Regions from separate parts of the Mus musculus genome. Here region 1 is linked to region 2. A link is a loop called in an ENCODE intact Hi-C map of the cell type or tissue named here. Cell type or tissue: gastrocnemius. All regions are shown on one strand.

Evidence for each region. Peaks named below come from ENCODE experiments on the same cell type or tissue, not always from the same donor. Only the 100,000 strongest peaks of a DNase experiment are listed, where the experiment ranks them.
Region 1: it touches region 2 in a loop (3-fold over the local background); 19 of 42 quality-filtered maps call a loop at or near these places.

The regions. Positions count from the first base shown.
Region 1 is chr15:85,147,070-85,155,069 of GRCm38, forward strand. It overlaps Gm19277 (predicted gene, 19277), which reads right to left. Exons shown (of 3, transcript NR_040360.1): 2 at 4,824-4,930; 3 at 2,185-3,085. Among named protein-coding and RNA genes, the nearest start is that of Gm19277, 5.1 kb to the right of the region's middle. In gastrocnemius, a CTCF peak has its summit at 4,454 (motif pointing right); a DNase peak (open chromatin) is centred at 4,465; H3K27ac peaks cover 1,371 bases.
Region 2 is chr15:85,580,224-85,588,223 of GRCm38, forward strand. It overlaps Wnt7b (wingless-type MMTV integration site family, member 7B), which reads right to left and starts at 1,598. Exons shown (of 4, transcript NM_009528.3): 1 at 1,157-1,598. The coding sequence starts at 1,227. AU022754 (expressed sequence AU022754) reads left to right here and starts at 919. Exons shown (of 5, transcript NR_040433.1): 1 at 919-1,194; 2 at 2,027-4,264; 3 at 5,716-5,814. In gastrocnemius, CTCF peaks have their summits at 3,023 (motif pointing left) and 3,517 (motif pointing left); DNase peaks (open chromatin) are centred at 300, 944, 2,523, 3,008 and 1 more place; H3K4me3 peaks cover 1,755 bases.

The sequences.
Region 1 (8,000 bases), 430 kb before region 2:
TGGGCTAAGTGATTTCCCACAGCTAGAAACTAGACCCAGGGCCCAGATAGGAGCCCTCTGCTATGTTTCTGAATAGCCTATTAGATTTTACACACTCAACAGAATGCTCCAGAGGGCTTTTGATTTTGTCTTTTAATTTTATTATTAATATTCTATTATAAAAACTTCAAACACAGAAAAGCTAAAAGAACTGCACAGTATGCATGCACCCACAGCCTACATCTACAGTTAATATTTTGCTTTCTCTGTTTCATCTACTTCTCTACAGACATTTCAAATGTGTTTTTATGCTGTCTATAAAAGGCAGATCTAAGTTATGTGGTGGCACATACTGTTAATCCCAGCACCCCAGAGACTAAGAAAGGAGAGTCAAGAGTTTGAAGTCAGCCTGGACCACATAGTGAGACCCTCTCTCAAAAAGACAAAACACCCTCCTGAAATAGGAGCTCAGAAAGGTCAAGTCATAGCACTCCCGTTATAATAGAAGTCCTGTTAACTCACCCAAGTGATCCACAAGCTCTCAGAAGCCTTCTCAGGAAATGCCTGTAGCACTTCCATTGATGATGCCCGAACTTAAAAGTGACTAGTTCAGTGTAAACAGAGATGGAAAACCACAGACACCGAGCAGTGATGGCTCTACAGAGCAAGGGAAAACTTAAATGCATATCACTAAGGGAAAGAAGCCAAACACAAAGGGCTCCATGTTGTGTGACCTCCCGTGAGACACTGTGAAGGTGGAGAGTTATGGAGTGGCTGTGAGGTCACAGCGGGGGAAGAGATGAAGAGGCAAGGAGACAAAGGACACGAGGGCCAGGTTCAGCCTATATAATGCTCTAGTGTGGGACCTGTGTGAGACCCATAGGCTGTCTAACATTCCAGAATGACTTCTGAGGGCCAACAGTGGTCCTGGCTACAATGACATGTCGTTGGGCCATTCATTGTAACGTATGACACTCATATATAAGAAGATTGCCAGAGACCCATGAGTCTTCTCTATGGTGTAGTAAGGGAGAGGGTGATGAAGATAGCAGTGGTATCCATGGCAACCCAACCTCACTATGAGCAGTCAGAGGTGCTCCCTACTCTAGAGACTTGCACTCAGGTCAGGCGGGGTCCTTGAATTCATTTCAGAAAAGGACTGCAGTGCGATTTAGAATGAATCAAAGGAAAGTTAATGAGCTACTGAGAGGTTGAGAGAATGCACACTTCAGATTTAAGCCCAGATATTGAGAGAGAAGGGGAAGAGAGCATTAAGGAACAGGGCACTGCACAGCCAAGCTATACAGAGAATCAAACCTCAAGTGTCTTAATAACAGCTCTACATGCCAGAGGCCACAGACGTGATCTGTACTGCCGCCCAAAACCAGGTTGATGTCTGTGACGAGAGCTGCCGCCGGAAACCTCATTGCTGTTTATGATCTGTGCTGCTGCCACTGCTGCTGCTGCTGCTGCTGCTGCTACCGCAGCAGCCAGCTGCTATGGCCAGGGAAGCATCTTTTGCCGTGGTGTTGATGAATGCAGACTCATAACTGAGAATGAGAGACATTGAAGGCCTCTGGGCCACCATTCCCCATTCCAGTGAAACTGTCCAGACATGAAGCTAAAGAGTCCTTAAAAATTGTCATAGTCGGGCAGTGGTGGCCCACGCCTTTAATCCCAGCACTCCCAGCACTTGGGAGGCAGAGGCAGGCGAATTTCTGAGTTCGAGACCAACCTGGTCTACAGAGTGAGTTCCAGGACAGCCAGGGATACGCAGAAAAACCCTGTCTGGAAAAACAAAAACAAAAACAAAAACAACAAAAAAAGAATGTGATAAAGATGCTGAAGTGTAGGTCTTGGCAGTTGATAGATGATGCCGGGGAGGGGGAAGGGAAGAGAGGGTGCACTGGGTTTTCTTTAAGGAGCTGGCCCCTGGGAGTTGGACCAGGCCCCAGTGAGTATATGGAAAACACAAATTAGACTTGGGGGGAGGGAGGCAGAGCTTGTTTATTTGTAATTGTCTTTTTTCTTTCTTTTCTTATTTTTCTATTTCTTGTCTATTTGAGGGGGGGGACACAAGGGTGGGCGGGTGGATCTGGAGGAATGGGAAGCGAGGTGAGTGTATCAGGGTACATTGTATGAAGTTTCCAAATAATTAATAAAAATATTGTGGTGGGAGAAAATAATAGCTGCATGTGAGATTTTGATTTTTTTTCCTTTTTTAATTGGATAAACATGAGATTTTGTGGCTTTTAAAGTTAAACATTGTTGAAAGGATGTAATAAGATTAAGCAAAATTTACAAAGTGGAAAAGCCTATGGACCCATTTACCTATTTTCCTTAGGTTCCTTATGCAAATAAAATTGTAAGGAGGCTTTGCAGGGTACATTGTTGGGGTGTAGGCAGGAGAGAGGTTTGAGGGGACCGAACTCAGAGATCTCAAACATTCGGGCTCTGAGCAAGCCAAGCCTACTATACTGTGTTTTGCATCCTGCTGAAGACATCTCTTAGAAAAGAACATTGCCTCTGAATGCAGAATTCTCAGTGGTTGTTTAAAATCTTTGACACTCAGCAGGAAACACCAACGAGATGCTGAATGAGGGGCGCTGTTCCCGTCTCAACATCCCTGTAGTATCCCATGTCTCTCTGGGCTGCCTTGGAGTGGCCCTTGAGGCTACACACCCACAAGCACACTCCTCTGCGGTCCCAGAACACCGTAGATTTATTCATAGAAGTGAGAGAAGTCCTCAGCAGAAAACCTGATGTGATAGTCTCAAGTTAGTTTTGCGAGGGCAAGGGGCTGACTGGAAAAGCGCCTGATGGTGCCAATCAGACACGAATAGAAGTTGGTCCTGGAAGAAAGCAGGCACGACTCCGTACCCACAGCATTCCTAAGATTCATTCTCCACATTAAACCATAAGAAGACTCGTGGGAGGGCATTAAACACAAGAGACCTGGCCCCTGTGGGTAACCGCTAGTGGAAGCGGCCATCTGCACTTGGATCTCCAGGAACTTCAGGTGATGCAGCTCTCAGATGCCACAGTTTTGAAAGTGCCAGCGTCTTAGGCTCCTAGCTTCGACGGGTGACCATCCTAGACTCTGTTGCTATACACAACAGAAAATGATCATATAAGTTAAAAACTATTTCCAGTGTGGCAACAGCTCAGGACTACAGCCTCTGGGAGAGAAACAGGTGAGCTGCCTGAGCTTCTGGGAGTCCTCCCTGCAGATGCAGTGCTCTGGTAGATGGAGGGGCTGCACACTGGCTGTGGGTGGAGACTTGGGTAGGACACACCAGCCTCCCTGAGTTCAGAAATAGCTGGGGCAGAGATACCACATGACCCAGCAATCTTACCCTTCAGTAGTACTCCAGAGAACTTGAATGTCCACAGAAACACTATATGCCCATCTGTCGAATGGATCAACAAATGTGTCATCTCTATACAGTGATCATTCAGCCATAGAAAGAAATGAGATGCCGACAGAACACACAGATCATGCATGGTTTAGAAAAGATGCCAAGGGCAGAAGAAGCCTGTCACAAAAGGCCACACACAGTAGGACTGCATTTTCTTTCATGTAGGACATGTCCAGAATAGATCTTTCGAGACGAAGCAGGTTATACTTTTGCTAGGGACAGGCTGGAGTGGTAGCAAAAGGGTAGAGAGTTCCTCCAGGTGCTGAGAATGTTGTAGACTTAGTTCTGATGGCTGGAGAACACTGAATATACCAAAACCCTTGGAAATGCACAAGGTCAGAGGATGGATAATATGAGGAAGTAACAGCCAAAATGCAACTGGGAAAGGGACCTTTTCAAAGCAGTTGTGTGCTTACCCTGGGGGTCAGAAAAGGAATGAAAATGTATGTCCATAAAATGACAGTTACAGGAGGTTATTAAGGAGGTTTTATGTTGAGGGGGGCTCCCCTTCTCAAAGGAAAAGGGAAGGGAGGAATGGGAGAGGATCTCCATGAGGGGATAGTGAGGGGGGGGGGCTGGTGTTAGGATGCAAAGTGAGTAAATTTAATTTAAAAAAAATGACTGTTACAGAAATGGCCACAATGTGTCGATCTTGTTATATTCCCACACTCAGTCCACCCCAGTGTTTTCCAACAGGTAACAAAGTACACATCTGTGTTGTATTCCTAATATCACAAGAAATAAAATTGTTGATAAACTCCACTAAAAGGTAGAGACAGAAACTGTGAGCAGAAACACCATACTGGATATGAAAGACATACAACACGAGATTCTCCATGTTTGAAGTTCCAGAACCAGCAAAAATAGTCTCTCCCTTAGGGAGTCAGAGGGATGACTGTAGAGAAATGGGAGGCTACTTGCTAGAAGTGGAGGAAATATACAGATAAAAACCATTTACCCCCTTCCACTGGTACCAGGAGGACCCCTAACAAACCCAGACAATCAGTGTACAGCCAGCTCTTGTTGCTGGCAGCCATTGCCACATCCAACCAGCAGGTGGCGACCCTGGCTTGCCTCTCAAACCTCCACTCAGCCCTGGCCACCTTGTTCCCACTAGCGCCACAGTCTCTGCAAACAGAGGAGGCCAAGAGGGAAGGTCATTTTGATAACCTGAGCAACAGATACTCTCCGTGTCAGTGCGATGAAACAATAGGTCTAGACACTGTCCCGTGAGCAGCAGTCGTTAGCTTGGCTCCAGGCAGAGCATGGGGAGGGGCTGGGTTCTGTTGAAGATGATGAGATGTAAAAAGGGTGTAGGAGGATGGGAGCCAAGCAGGGAGTGGACAGCTCATGCGCATAGTGGGGCTTCGTCTCGGATTGCTCCCCACGCCCCAGAGACGTCTAGGGCTCTTCCCTAACCATTACCTTCAGGCACACGCTGGCAAACCGTGGAGCCCATGGCCTCTGTCAGATCTGTCAACGTCAGTCTTTCCAAGTCCGTGTCTGTAGCGCTGCCCTCTTTGTTCTCTTCTCTAAATGAGGTGAATGAGAAAAAGAAAATGGACATGACCGTTCTTAGGTAGGGTGGAGGAGAAAGTTTATTGTAGGTACAAAGGGAGAGCATAGTTAGAGGCAGACATGTCTGGGAGAGTCCAGAGCTGTCATGACCTTGGGCCATTTGAAGAGAGGGGCCAGGGGAGGGAAAGGTAGAGAGGGGAACCAGGTGCAGCAGCCAGGAGGTACAAAAGGGGACAGGTAATCAAAATGTCTGGATTATATAGGGAAGAGCCTCTGGGGAAGGGAAGCCCAGACCCTGGGCTGGAGCGTTCAGGGTAGAGAACAGGGTAGGACTAAGGGATGCTGGGAGAACCTGGAGGGCAGGTCTGATTTGATATGTTAAATAGGTTCCTCAGCTGTTTGTCCTGGGCTTGAAACTCAACTTGAAGGAGATCAGCATTTAGTATGGCCATGACATGGGGCAGTCATTCTAGAAAATGCCCCAAACTCTCTTTTCCATGGTGTCAGAGACACTCCCAACTCCTCTAGCCACGATTTGGGGGCCAGAACGCTCCAGAGAATTTCTTATTGAAGAAAGAAAATCGCAGCTAGGGCTATCTCCTCCATACCAGACTAGTTTCTGAATTAGTTCCCACCTAGGACTTAGTTTCACAGTATAGCTCTGTTGACAAGATGTCCAGACAGAATCTCGGGCAGGACTCTCAGTGTTTGGATCTGCCAAACACTGAGAACAAGAATAGAAGCCAGACAGTCACCACTAAATCTCTTATTTAAGATCACTCAGTGTCCTTGGCTGGCTTCTCTGGGATGAGGTCCAGAGTGGCCCACTAACTGGTCCAATGTTCAGTCTCAACTCAAGTTCACGACCAGCAAGTCTTAGTAGCCAGAGTCATCTGTTTAGATGGGCAGTCTGCAGGCCCCATCTCCAGCCTCATCCTCTCCAGGGGAGAGTTGTGTGGGTCCGAGTTTAATCCCATAGGGAAGGGGCAGTGGGCTTGCAGCTATGGAGCCCTGTACCATGCTGGTCCAGTGCTATTATCTTATTAAAATCTTCACTGTCCTTTAGCACACATTCCTTGTCCCAGAGGAAGACCAGAGTCTTAGAAAGTTGAACTAGCTTTCCAAAGTCCTCAGGGCCAGGTGAAGGTGAAGTCAGGCATTGGATCCAATTCTGATCCCAAAGCCACCTCCCACAGAATAGAAGGCTCACAGGTGAGCATTAGCAGAGTCCCTATAGAAAGGCAGGCACTCAGCAAAAACTGGCAGGAGAGCTAGGGGCTGGTGCAGGGGTGAAAGGGTCTACCCGAGTGCAACCCCTGGAACCTACAGTGGAAACAAGAACCAACTCTCGGAAGTTGTCCTCTCTCACACATGCACACACATACACACACCACACTACACTACACATACACCACATTACACACATAAGTATACACACTCACCATTACACACACACCACACATACACACACCACACTACACACATACGTACACACACATACCACACACACACACACACACCACACACACACTCTTGGAATATTGAATATATTTTTTTTTAATCTGACATAAGAAGGCTCAGTAATGTGCTTGCATAAGCATGAGAACCTAAGGTGAGTTCAGTCACCAGACCCACATAAAAATTGTCCCACACACCTGTAATCCCAGTATTGGGGGAGTGCAGACAGGAGGTTCCCTGGACTCACCTGGCCAGCCAACCTACCCTACTTGAGAAGCTCCAGGCCAGTGAGAGACTCTGTCTTAAAAAAAAGATAGAGCTTGGCATGGTGGTACATGACTTTAATCTCAGCACTGAATAGACAGATTTCTGTGAGTTCAAGGCCAGCCTGTTCTACAGAGCAAACTCCAGGCCAGCCAGGACTACACAGTGAAACCCTGCAAATACATATACACACATACATACACACACATATACACACACACATACACACATACATACATACATACACACATACGTACATACATACATACGTACATTCATGCATATATACACATATACATAAAACAAAGCAAGGTCAAGAGCTATTGAAGAAGAAGACACCAAAGACCTCTAGCCTCTATATGCATGTGCACACATGCACAATCAGACACATGATCTGAAATGGGTTAAGTTACTTTATTGGAACAAGAAAAAGCCTCTAGAAACAGGTATGGCTAAGATACTTCACAGACCTCCATTCTCTCTGTGCACTGGCCATACTTTGAGCCAGGAAAAAAGGAAGATTTACACAGAAACAAGTTCATCGTGATCAGTCAGTAACCTGTGATTGGCTGTAATTCAAGTGCTATGATGAGCTGAGACTCAGTTACTTATTAATGGGAGTATGCTCATAGGCTAATCCCACTATGTTTAAACAACAACTAGTCAGTACGCATGGAGGCCACTTTGGATTATACTTTATCATTCAACTACGGAGACAGGTTTAGCCTAAATTTCCACCACCTTCATATGTGTGACAATTCTCTAGTATAGCTCTCCAACCCAGGCTCCGTCTTTTATTCTGGCCTTGAAGGGAAGCTACAGGATGAAGGGTACCAGCAGGGAGCTCAGTCTGGCAGACAGTTGCAGAGTGGGGCTCCAACCCAATCTCTGTCTTGAATTCCATCTTGACCAATCAACTAGGATAACTCATGACAAAATTAGTGTAATCCGGCTAGAGAGATAGGTCAGTGGTTAACAGCACTGGTTGCTCTTCAAGGGGACCCAGTGCCCACATGGCAACACACAACCATCTGTAATTCCAGTCCCAGGGGATCGGATGCCCTCTTCTGGATTATCTAGGCAGCAGGGACACAAGTGGTGCATAAACATACATTCAGGCAAAAATGTTCATACACATAAAGAGAAGAGCTCTTGTTTAAAAGTTTGTGTGTCAGGCTTGAGAGATGGCTCAGTGGTGAAGAGCATTAACTGCTCTTCCAGAGGTCCTGAGTTCAATTCCCAGCAACCACCATGGTAGCTCACAGTCATCTGTAATGAGATCCAAAGCCCTCTTCTGGTGTGTCTGAAGACAGCTACAGTATACTCACATACATAAAATAAATCTTTATTAAAAAAGAAAAA
Region 2 (8,000 bases):
CCCCTCTCTGGGCCTCAATTTCTTCACCTGTAAGATGGCGGAGGTGCAGAGAGCTGGGAAGGGTGCTGATCTTCAGCGACTGTTTCTACCTCTCGCCTGGAAAGTCGGTCTCCCAGGTACCGGAACCCGCCCCTCCTACAGGTCTGGTCACTGGCCTTCCTAGGGCCAAGATGAGGCTGGCCTCAGAGCGCCGGGCGACACATAGTAGGATCGCCGGGCAAGGCGGGCACAGATGTCCGCAGGTGCTCCGAGTGGGGGTGGGGGTCTGGTCCCGGCCGGCCCGCCAAGAGTGACTAACGCCCGCGAGGTGCGGTGCGCTCCGTTCGGTCACACTGCCCCTCCACCCCCAATCCGGGGAGGCCGAGACAGATTCCGTCTAAAGGAGATCGCGGCTCAACAGGTAAGGACTCGGCTGGGTTCAGGAATGTGGAAATACGACTCGGAGCAGCTACGGCGGCGAGCAGCGAGCGCGGCCCGCCTGGAGCCCGCCCGGCCGGCCGCGCCAGGGGGAGCTCGGTGAGAGGGGGCCGGGCGCAAGGCCCCGGGCGGGCGGGGGCGCGGGCCCGGGACGGAGCCCGAGGCTGCTGCGCCAGCCCCACGGCCCATCCCGAGCCAGCCGGACGAGTTGTCAAGGTAATTTCAACATGTCCGGGTGATGGATAGAGACGAAGGGCCGCGGCGGGTGCAAGGCCTGCGCGCTCGCGGCGAGTGCGCGCCCCGATCTCCCCCGCCGGGGATGCCCCACGCACCCCCCCCCCGGCCCGGCGCGCCCTCCCGGCGGCTAGCGCTCGGCCCGGGCTCGGCGCCCAGCGCAGCCCGGGGGAGGGAAGGCGCGTCCCACCCCCGGGGCCTGGAGCCCAAACAGGTGAAAGTACGCGCCCGGCACGCTCGCCGCTACCCGCGAGCCCCGCTGCGGCCGTCCGCGGACCGCGCTGTCCCTGCTGCGTATTGGCTCCGCGCCCCTCCGGAGGATCTCTGGCTCCGGGGGGGCTCGGTTGAGTCTCAACGAGGCTGGGTTGAGGGCCGGAGATACCAGCCAGCCTGGCCACTTCAAGAAACGCCCTCCCCCACCAACTCCTATCCCCAGGTCCGCTGGAGGAGGCTCTGGTGGCTGCCGGCTCCCCGTCTGCAGCCCCCCGCCCAGAGAAATACTCACCCGAGCTTCACGTAGAGGACGCCAAAGCAGAGAAACACGTAAAAGATCCACTTTCGAAAGTTTCTGTGCATGATCCAGGGAGGGGGGCTGCGCCATAGACAGCTGCGGCCGGAGGGGACGCGCGGGTGGGCAGGGGCCGGGCAGGAGCCAGGGAGCTGCGGTAGGACCACGCTCAGCCGGCGCTTCGGCTCGGGAGGCGGGCGACGCGTGGGCACCCGGCACGCGTTGCCACCATGGTGAGCCCAGGGCGCCGCAGCCGCCGCGTGCGCCCGGGGGAGTGACCCGGGCGGGGAACCGCGACCTCGGAGCCCAGCGGAGTGACCGTGGGACTCTGCGAGCGCAGGCCGGGGCCAGGAGCAGCGGGCGGGCGCTGCCTCCACTGGGCTTAGCCGCCTGGGGCCGTGCGCGCCTCGCGGTGCGCCGGGGCGGCCAATGTGTCCGCACTTGTCCGCCTCCCCAGGTGACTCGCGGCCCCGGCAAGCGAGCCGCGAGCAGGCGAGCGCGCCCCAGGTAGGAGGATCCGCCTCCCGCCCGCCCTCCTCGCTCGCAGCGCGCTCTCTCGCGCGCGCTCCCTGGCTCTCCCCTCCCTTTTCTCCTCCCTCCCCCGTGACACACGAACGCATCTAACCCCTCGCCCCCCCTCCCCAGGCCAGCTCCCTTCCGATCGCCCTCCCAGGACTGCGTGGGAAGAGGGGAGGGAGGGGAGAGGGTGCGGCTCCAAAGAGACACCTGCGCTCCTCAGAGACAGTGAAGGTGGGGGTAGGGGCGGGGGCTAAGAAACTACCCGCTCAGGGCTTGGTGGTCACTTGGTTTCCAGTTTCTAGTTAAAGAGAGAGAGACCACCCACCACCATCTCCTTTCTATGTGCAGACATCTTTCCCCTAGACGTTACCTACGTGGGTGCTTCCAGGGCCACAACTCCGGATCAGGCATTGTTACCTGCCCAACAAACTCGGGGAAAACTCGTTCCAGTGCCCGGCACTGCAGAGCGCAAGCAGAGCGTGGGACTTGAGACTGGTAGACACACCAGCCTGCCCAGCATTAAAAGTGGCACCATGACAGAGAGACTCAGAAAGGCATCCTTGGAGAGTCCCAGTCTGAGGATTCTGTCTCACTCTGCAGGCCTGTCCGATGCGGGCGGGTGTCAGATCTGATTCTTGTTGAACCGCTAAAGTGGGAAGTCAGACTGGCCTAGGTGCCTGGCACATCCTGTGGTGTGTCTCGCTTGATCCTATCCTGGATAAATGGGTGACAGGGACACTGCCTGTCACAGCTAGGTCTGTCTTAGCACAGCGGACCAGCTAGTAACCAGACACATGGTGGGTGGGTGGGGGGTGTGTGCCAGGTTTTCAAGCGTCTACAGCCCCGGACAGCAGCATCAAATGGCGCCCTTATGACAAGGGGATGAACTCGGAGGGCGCTCGTCTTTAAACTGGCCAACACCCAATTGCCTGGTGTGGAAATGAGGAGGGGTATGAGGGGGCGCTGTCCTCAGCCCGGAACCTCGAGCTCAAAAGCTACCGTCCCTGCCCCTAATCCCCTCTTAATCTCTCCAAATCCTCTGAACTTTTGCCACGACCCGACCCGGGAGAGAGAGAGTCGCTCCTGAACCCCAGGTCCAGAAGCCGGCAGGTGCAGCTGTGCAGATCGTTTTGAGTTGGAGGACTCTTTAGAAAGGAGAATTTGGACATCACAAGCAGGGAAACTAAGGCACAGATGTCAAACGGTAGTTGCAGTCCCACACCACTGTCCCCTGAAACCAAGAACTCTGGATGTCGCACAACTTGGTAGGCAGGGAGCTGAGCTGGGCCAGGTGGCTGGGAGCAAGCAGAACAGCCTGGTAGCTTGGCAGGTGGATGCTGCCATCCCGTGGCGACAGGGAGCAACGCTTGCCACAAGAGCTGGACTTGAAATGGTTAGGGATTCCTCACTTTGCCTTGGAGTCTGGGGGCTATTCCACCGTCCCCACCAACAACCCCTGTCTTGGGGTCTGTTAGTGAGACAAAATATTTATGTGGCTGCATCGGGGCTGGAATAGCAACAGCATCCACGCGTGCCTCCTCCTCCCTGCAAACAAACAAACAAACAAACAAACACCAAACAATCCTGGGGTCTTAAGATTCCTAGCCCATCTCCAGACCTGTCAGATCGGGAGGCCCAAGATAGGGTTGGCCTTGGGATTCTCTAGGAGGGTTATGTCAGAGAAAAGTGGGTAATTCTATTGGTAGATGGGACCCGACCTGCTTCTAGGCCTTAGTTTCCCCAAAACAGAATGCAGGGTTGTCTGAAGTACTGCATAGGGTCTGTAACACAGCGACGTGCTGCCCCCTGCCGACAGCAGGTGGGAAGCAGCACCGCCCAGGCGTCCTAGGAGACCTAGAATCACAGAGGGCCTCCTACCCGTCATTTGACCTTGCAGCTTGAAGAAGATGGGTTAAAGCTTAGCTCCAAGACCCCCCACATCTGTCTGTGGGATACGGTGGGGACTTGCTTCTACCGGGAAGCTTCTCTCCGAAGGGCTAGGTTGGGATTGGTATGAAGAAGACAGAAGGCTCCAGAGCCAGGACAGTTTGAGGACCTGGTTATCTGTGGGTTCAGCCAGGCTCCGCTATCCTTGCCTGTGCTTCCTTGTCGTCGTCGTTGCCGCCACCACCACCACCACCACCATCATCATTCCTATACTCCATGGTGTTTGTAGTGGCTATTCCTGGTTGTCAACTTGACTATATCTGGAATGGACTACAATCCAAAATCTGAAGGCTCACCCATGATCCTAGTCTGGAGGCTGAGAAATACAAGTTTCTGACCATGGAGATCTTGAGGCATAGTGGCTATGAAATCCAGAAGATTAAGACAGGGAGACCTCTGAGTTCAAGGTCATCTGGGATTAAAGGGGTGGTGACACACGCCTTTAATCTGGGCCTCACCTTCTGCTGGAGACCATATAAGGACATTGGAAGAAGGAAGATTCTCTCTCTCTCTCTCTCTCTCTCTCTCTCTCTCTCTCTCTCCTTGGCCTGCTTGCCTTCTGGGACTGAGCAACTGCTCTATCCTTGGACTTCTATTCACAGCTGCTGCTGACCATTGTTGGGAGCTGGACTACAGACTGTAAGCGATCAACAAATTCCCTTACTATATAGAGACTTCCCATAAGTTCTGTGACTCTAAAGAACCCTGACTAATACAGTGATTTTTTTTTCTGAAATATCCACCCCAAAATGAGTGAACAGTCATGGGTGGATGTATATCTGGACGAATGGGTATGCGGGTCGATGGTGCATGGGTGCTGGTAATGAATGCATAGATGAATGGGGAGTGGATTGATGGGTACACAGATGCATGGGCAGGTGGGTAGGAGTGATGGATGCGTACATTCATAGAGTGCATAGATGGATGGTGTCTTATGTGGGTTTTCTGTTGGGATGAACACCATAACCAAAAAAAAACTTGGTAAAGTTGTTTTGTTTGTTTTGTTTTGTTTTTTCCCCAGTCAACCATCAAAAGAGATTAGAGCAAGAAGTCAAGGCAGGAATCCTGAAGGGAAGTCCTGAAGGGAATGCTGCTTATTGGCTTGCTCCTCTTGGTTTGCTTAGCAGGCTTTCTTCTAGCACCCAGGACCACTATCCCAGGAGCATACATGCACTGCCCACAGTGAGCTGGGTTCTCCTACGTCCATCATTGACCAAGTAAAAGCCCCATTATCTTACCCACAGGCCAGTCTGGTGGGGGCATTTTCTCCATTGAGCTTCCCTATTCCAAAATGACTCTTAAGTTGTATCAAGTTAACTAAACAGGCCAGAATGGTTGGTTCCTTCTCTGTTTGACACACAAAGACATCGCTGTTTGGTTAGAACTTTTCCTTTATCATTTGTCCCTAAGATAGGATGGTAATATTAATACCACAATATAAAACCGCTCTAACTTTGTTTTTATTTGAGACAGGGTCTCTCTATGTATCCCTGGCTGGCCTTGAACTCACCTTTGTGAGTTCTACCTGCTTTTGCATTCTGAGCGCTGGGATTAAAGGAATGCACCACCACGCTTGGCAAACATTCCAATTTTTGAAAAGTCCCACAGTCCTTGAAAGTTCAAACACAAGTTTAGTCTCTTAAAAATATCCAAGGTCTCTTTAAAAGTTCAAAGTCTCTCTCTAAAATATCCAAAGTATCTCTAAAATTCCAAAGTTTCTCTAAAATACCCAAGGTCTCGTAGCTGTGAGCTCCTGTAAAATCAAAACCCAAGATAAATGCTTTCTTACTCCAAGAGGGAGGAATTGGGGCACGGTCACAATCAAAGCAAAGCCAAACCAAAGTCCAGTGGTGTAAAGAGTTCAACGCTTGTCATTTGGGACTCTTCAAGAGGCCAGCTGACCCGTGGCACTTCTATGGCTCTGCCATCTATAGCACATACAGTTTGTCTCCTAAACTCAGACCAGCTCCACTCCAAAGCTGTTGTTGTCCTTGATGGTCTTCCCATGGTACTGGCATCTCCAACATGCTAGGGTCTCCTCTGTAACTGGGATGTACCTTTACCAATAGCCTCTTCTGGATTCTCTTCAGGAACTCTGAGTCTACCACATGATGCCAAGCCTCAACTTCTCTCCACAGTCAATTCAACCCTGGGGCTTTACTTCAGCTGAGGCATTCATGGATGAGCAGGTAGGTGGGTAGATGCATGCTTCAATGGATGTGTGCATCAGTGAGTGTGTGCATCATTGGGCATGTACATCAGTGGGTGTGTGCATCCGTGGATGTGTGCATCAGTGAGTGTGTGCATCCGTGGATGTGTGCATCAGTGAGTGTGTGCATCCGTGGATGTGTGCATCAGTGGATGAGTTTATGATCTCTCATGGTGCCAAGTCTCTTCACACATCCAAAGCCAGTAGCACTAGGGAGACTCTTACACACTATCAAGTTCAGCTGCCAGCACAAAGTACAGCTTTGGCTCCTTCTGGACCACAGCTTCTGTGTACTAACCCTGAGAAAACATTTCCCAGAAGATCCACCCTCAGTGATGCCGGCCTCTTAATCACAACTGATTCTTCATCTCCACCTGACCAGCATCAATTGTCCCGGCAAAGCAAAGTTTTCACTTTAGTGGTTCTTAATTCAAAATATCACATACATGGCCTTCGTAGTATCTTTGTTCCCCTCTGAAACTTCACGACCTGGGTTTCCATTGTCTGCTCTTCTCTCAGTGTTATGCTCCAAGTTCCCACAAAAGCCAATTAAGCTCTGAGCATTCAATGACTTTTCTAGCCCAACGTTCCTAACACCTCCACAATCCTTTCCAAAACAACACAGTCAGCAACACCCCACTCCTGGTACCAATATCTGTCTTAGTTGGGGTTTCTATTGCTGTGATAAAACACTATAGCCAAAAGCAACTTTGGAGACAGAGTTGCTTATAGTTACACATCATAGTTCATCATCAAAAGAAGTCGGAGCAGGAATTCAAGGCAGGAACCTGGATTCAGCATAAGAAGCCATGGAAGAGTGGTGCTTACTGGCATGCTCCCCATGCCAGTTCACCCTTCTTATAGTGACCAGGACCACCAGTGGTGGCACAGCCCACAGTGAGCTGGGTTCTCTAATGTTAGTCATCAATCAAGAAAATGCCTCCACATGCCAATCTAGTGAGGGCATTTTCTCAATAAGTTCTTCCTAACTTGTGTCAAGATGACATAAAACTAGCTGGGCAGCGGACGGATGGTGAGTAGGTGAGTAGATAGATGCATGTTTGGGTGCATGCATAGATGGATGAAGTCATATGTGGATGGATAGGTAGGTGAGACACAGATGTAGACATGCATGGATGAATGAATGGGTAGGCATGTGGGTGGATGGGTACGTGACGGATAGACTGAGGAATGGGTGGCTAGGAGGGTGATTGGATTTATTGATGGATAATGGGTATGTGGATGGATAAACACATGGATGGATGGGTGGAAGGGTGGATGCATGGATGGATGAATAGGTGGCTAAATGAATATAAGGGTGAATTCATGGGTGAATTTGTTGTGGAAAGATGTACCCACCATCCTCATGTAGACCAGCGTGGGTTATGGAGATGGAATCAACTCTAGGTGCTTTGCCTGGGACATTCCTGGGTAGTTTGTTTGTTGGTTGGTTTGTTTTTGTCTGGTTGGTCCAATTTTTGTTTCTGAGACAGGGAGGGCATCTACACATAACCCTGGCTGTCCTGAAACTCACTATGTAGAGCAGGATGGCCTCGAATTCACAGAGTTGGGCCTGCCTCTGCCTCTTGAGTACTGGGGTTAAAGGCATATAACATTGTGAATGGCAGAAAGTTTTAAGCGTTGAAAGTTTCCCATCTTAGGAATTCATCAGTCCTAGCCAATCACCTCAGATCTAAAATCAATGGGAAGAAATCAGAATCCCCCTAAAGCAAGTGATTTCTCTGGGACACTGGCAAGACGTACTCTGGGACGTTTCTCTGGGAGTGGCCTCAGAGGGCTGGGCTCTGGGGGTGGAAGGCTGTGAAAGCCAATACCAACTCACATTTAGTGGACAGGCGCTGTGTGCTGGACTCCATGACTGCACAGCCCCTCTGAGTCCTCGAAGGACCCTACAAAACAGGTTTTCCCTGATCCCCATGCCCTGGAGTCATTTCTGAGTGCCTGGAGCAGTGGTTCTCAGCCTTTCTAACACTGCAACGATCTAATACAGGTCCTCATGCTGTGGTGAGCCCAACCATAAAATTGTTCTCTTTGCTACTTCATGTATTGCAACTGTAATTGTGCTACTGTTACATCATCACAATGTAATCATGTGTGTTTTTCCAATGGTCTTTGGCGACACCCGTGAAAAGGTCATTCAAGTGC